2 separate regions of the Mus musculus genome follow, and region 2 is linked to region 1. The links are chromatin loops, found by intact Hi-C in ENCODE. Cell type or tissue: left cerebral cortex. All regions are shown on one strand.

What was found. Peaks named below come from ENCODE experiments on the same cell type or tissue, not always from the same donor. Only the 100,000 strongest peaks of a DNase experiment are listed, where the experiment ranks them.
Region 2: it touches region 1 in a loop (14-fold over the local background); 5 of 42 quality-filtered maps call a loop at or near these places.

The regions. Positions count from the first base shown.
Region 1 is chr5:120,784,089-120,786,588 of GRCm38, reverse strand. Oas1e (2'-5' oligoadenylate synthetase 1E) reads left to right here. Exons shown (of 6, transcript NM_145210.2): 6 at 1-277. Among named protein-coding and RNA genes, the nearest start is that of Oas3, 7.7 kb to the right of the region's middle. In left cerebral cortex, no CTCF peak of the experiment used is centred here; no DNase peak of the experiment used is centred here.
Region 2 is chr5:120,890,169-120,892,668 of GRCm38, reverse strand. No RefSeq gene overlaps it. Among named protein-coding and RNA genes, the nearest start is that of Oas1g, 3.8 kb to the right of the region's middle. In left cerebral cortex, no CTCF peak of the experiment used is centred here; a DNase peak (open chromatin) is centred at 1,098.

The DNA of each region.
Region 1 (2,500 bases):
AGCCATGGGGGAGGGTGCACTCTGAGGGAGTCCTCAGACCACACAGAAACTTTTCAGCAGTGCATGTGGCCCTGGCACCCTGGGAATCTGGCCAGTGTTCATCAAGGTGCACTGTTTCTACAACATGCAGGCCGGGTTTATGGCAGTTCGGGAAAATAAAACTGCGGATACTTTAAATTTATGACTTTAAAATTTAGGTGTATGTGTGTGTGTGTGTATATATATATATAATTTGAAGCACTGAATTAAATCAAAATGCATTGAATTAAACTAAAATGAATTAATTTATTCTTATATGTCCCACCCCAGTCTGTAATTCACAGAATACCACCTGCTTCAAATTTCTACATTCTGGAGTTACATACACACACACCTTCACAAACTGGCTAAATGGTCCCATAGTTCACTGTGGTGAGCCAACAGTTTTATAAATACACAAATATATTAACCATAAAATATCCACTCCTGCGGTTTGCACAGGGGCCCCTTCTCACTAAGAATGCACTAAATTGCTGAGGGCTACCAGCTCCCAACTCCTACTCCCTGTCCCCAAGGTCCACTCTCAATCTCTGTGAAGGGAGAGGGGTGGATCTCCCTGCCCCCCTCATTTACTCTGTTTTCACTCTAGCAACCCTGAGGACCAGGTGTCCCAGTGTCCTCTGAACCATAGGGCAAACCTCACTTTATCTGAGCTGTTTATCTGACCAGTGATGCTGGTCTATGATTCCAGTCTTGCCCTTCTGAAACACCCCCAGATACACAGGGTTCTAATAAACAACCGCCCATGGTCCCCTGCCAAGCTGTGGACCCATCATGTCTTCCCTCATCTCCCCACACTAATGTAATGCCATGCATGATCTGTAACGCCTGCATCCCATTTCTCCATGGGGAATGGAAAGATGAAGATCATTGAGATCAAATGTGGCAGCTGTGGGTGTGGCTCAGCAGGGAAGGGCTTGCCTAGTGTCTGACAGAGGGAGAGGGTGTGTGTGGCTCAGTGGTAGAGCACTTACCCAGCATGTATGAGGCCTGACTTAAAGACATCATCCTGAGTTGCCTGTGGCTTTGACATCAGAGCCAAGTAAAACACCAAGATCATCATGGCTAAGCAGTTCTCTTCCCTCAGGACCCTTCTGCTTGCATTTGGCCGCTGTGTGTGTGTGTGTGTGTGTGTGTGTGTGTGTGTGTGTGTGTGTGTGTGTGTAGTGTGAGGTGAGGGTGGGCTTTCATTCCTGCCAGAGAGTCACCAGCTTCCCGAGTCAAGCACAAGATCCCTTCTTTCCCCCACTATGTGTGCTTGTAACCTGCTCAAAAGTCAGTTAACCATCCTGAGCTTTGATCTTCCCAAATGTCTTATAACCCCTGTGAATGCAGTCAAATCAGCACAGATGAGGTGAGCTGACAGATGGCCACAGAGCAGGGAAGCAGTCTGCAGACATTTGTGGAAGTGTACTCACACACACACACCCAGAGGTGTGTGTCCACGTACATCTGAGGCTAGTGAAGTTGGCCATGAAGATGCGCCATTTGAAGGAACCCTGAGGGTTGATTTGGGATGAGGGCAGTGGCTGTCAGAGTGGGTCCCTCCCCCAATTACTGACCTGAATCCAGTTTCAGTGTTGAAACCAGGAGTGTAGATAAAGAGGCTTCCTGGGGAACAGAACCCTGTGGTACCATGGTGGACAGAGTAGTGCGTGCCCTTAGTGGGCATATGCTACTTACTGAGAGGGTGGGCACTGGAGAGAAGGGAGTGTCTGACCTTGACAGAAGGTCAAAGTTGAAGACAGGGCTTGGCACCTCAAAGTGTCTGTTGTCAAGCCCTGCCACTTCCCTGCCCAGGGTGGATGGTAAGTCAGCACCATAAGCTATCCCTTGGGAAGAGCAGGGATGAGCACCATGCTTAGGGCAAAGGGATCTTGTCAAATCCAGTCTGGAGCAAGCACGATGCTGTACAACATGGCAGTCAGATGCTCTGATATGGAAGCGTCAACTATGGACATCTTTCTCCCTCTGAGAGACCCTGCATCCCTGTTGTCATGGAAACGATCCAGCCACCATGAGGCTCCTCCTCCCTTAAGCTGCCCATTGCTCATTCCTGTACCCTGATGTTTAACTCCATGTTGTATATCATTGGGGAGCCTCTCAAAGGTCCACTTGAGGGTTCATTCCGTCCATCGTGGGGAAATGGGGTGTGGCCATTACACATCACATGCGGGCTTGCTTTCACTTGGGGTCCATGAAAGCTGACATATTGAATCCCCTCTGCTTGGCAAGAGACATTGGGATGCCCTGACCATTGTTCATTAAAACCGACTCTGTGTGTCTGGGGTTGTTTAAGAAAGAGCAATACTGGAATCATAGGCCAGCACCACTGGGTCCCCCCGAGGGCTCAGATAAAGCACACAGCACAGGGTGACATGTTCTGTGGAGGAGGGACACACATCTTCTTACACCCGGGATGCTGGCATTCCTCCTTTTGAGGGACATTTGAGTAAAATCT
Region 2 (2,500 bases), 110 kb before region 1:
GCTGGCCCTTAGCAAAAAGTAGTCTTCATGGCCTGGCTGATATCAAAGCCACCTTGATGGATCCTGACCTTGTCTGAGGGAACTGGGATGCTGAAGGCCCCTCCCACAAGAACCAGGGTGGGAGGACGGGAGGCTGAGGGTCCTGAGCAGGTCTGTCTGAGAGCCAAGCTAATCCTGCTTTAGATAGTCTATGACATTTATTTCCTGTGTGTGAGCATGTGAGGTCAGAGGACAGCTTGTAGGAGTCGGCTCTCTCTCCTTCCACCACAGGGGTCCTGCCATCAAGGTTAATGACAAACACCTGTACCCTTTGAGCTATCTCAGTGAAGCAATTTGCTGCTGTTTATGAGACAGGACCTCTGTTATAGGCTGGCTGTCAGTCCACTTACAGCTATCCTCCTGCCTCAACCCCTGTTGCTAGCATTATACTGTGTCACTGTGCCCAGCTGATCTATTCCACTTTTGAGCTCTCCCGAGCCTCTGAACAAGGGTCACTCATCTATGCAGACAACCTCTTCAGTAAGTCTGACTGAGTCAGGGAGTGCCCAGGTCCCAAGGTGTAAGACCTGGATTTGCCCTCTTGGCCACATGTCCAGCAGCTGCTGGAGACATGATATCCTCAGGAGCCCCCTGAGGGGATCTGACCAGCTCTGCAGAAGTGGTTTGTGCCTCTTGAAAGGCAAAATATAGTGGAATTGAATATCCTCCTGGACATTTTGTATACTATTCTTTGAAGTTATCATAATATACCTTCAATATATTTTATCAAATTTACCCCCCCTTTCCTCCCAAGGAACACTTCCCCATCCCAAATTAGTGTGACTCTTTTAATGATTAAACCACTGGATCCAGTCCATGCTTCTCATACACAGGTGTGAAGCCAACCACTGGGAAGTGGGTAATCTGCCAGTGACCACACCCCAAGGAAAAAGAACTTTGTCCTGGATGGGTTCAATGCCAAATAAACATAAGCTAGAGTCATGGAGAAGCAGGAACTGTAGATGAGGGATGCCTACATAATATCAGGTATAAAGATGTAAGGAGCAGCCTGACATTTATCCCTGGGGCCTGTGATCGCCCAGTGGTGGCTTCCCCACCTGATGTGCAGTACCAGGTTGGAGTGTCCTCCTGTGGAGTGGTCCTCACATCCAGTGAGAATGTGTCCAGTTATTCCTTAAAGAATCCCTGCCCAGTGACAGATCTAGCCAGGCCAGTCCTTATTGGCAGGGTTCCCTGCTGGGTAAGACACAGTGGCAAGCCTGAATGCCTGTTAAAACACTGAAGAGAGCCTATGGTCATTTTGCTCTGACTTGCCAACATCACTAAGTTCTAATTAGATATTCAGCCTTGGAGAGTCTTTAGGACCCACGTGGCTTTCTGTCTTGTTCTTCTTCCCCTTTCTCAGGAAGTTCGGTTTATAAGACTCTATGGGAGGTGGGGAGGGCAGCTGACTCTACCCAGGATCCCGGAAAGGGCTCCTGAGTTGCTCCCTGAGGCAGGGACCTCTTAGCCAAGGACAGAAGAACTCAGGACCTCAATCCAGTTGCAGAAGTGGAACAGCATGCAGGGTGCTGGGAACAGACTCTGCAAAGACCCAGAGGTGGTAACAAAAATCAGAAGAAACAGAACAAGAGTAGTAGATTCTGTGTGTGAGACAGACCCAGAATCACTGAGAATCAAGGGTCCTGGTGGATCCCAGGTTGCAGGGACAAACTGTGTAGATTTGTCTGTGGAAAAGTGACAATGGGGTTTAAAGAGCAGAAAGGCTCTGGGTTAGAAACCCAAAGTCCAGACATCAGCAGGTGGGTCCTTTCCAGTGTCACAATCAAGACTCCACCTCCACCTGTGTCTTCAGCTGGCTGGAGCCATCAGTCTCAGCCTCTACCCTCCCACCACACTCTGTGCATTGAGCCCATCAGGAAAGGATGCCAAATGCCTCAGGACAGGGCCATCCAAATGAGCAACGTGGGACCCAGGTTTGCTGTGTGTCCCAGGTTCTGACTCTCCTTGCCAGTGGGGTCCAGATGTCACCAAAACACAGACATGGCCATGCCAAGACCAGAGACTGTCCATGTTTCTCTGTGGGGCTTGAGAATGAGGTATAAGCCAGACCAGAAGGGGAGGGCAGGGTCTGGGACAATTGCTGTGCTTCCAGGGCTCCTCTGCTGGAGAGGAGGTCAAGGGTGGGGGGAGGGGCTTTGGTCTGTGTCTCCCTTCTCACCATGAGGGAGCCACTGCATGGCAGACCGGAAGGTGAGAACCAGGCCCAAGAAGAGCAGGGTCTGGTCCAATGGGAAGCTAGTGTCCAGTGTGAGTGCTGAAGGGGCTGTAGAAGAGAAAAGGACTTACATGGGAATCTCAGTGAGGCTATGATGGGTTCACAGCTTGGCAGGAGACCTTGGCCATGGTTTATTAAAACCATGTTTCTGGTGGTGTTTCAAAGGGGCAAGGCTGGAATCATAGAGCAGCATTCCCATGTCCCCCGAAGGCTCAGATAGAG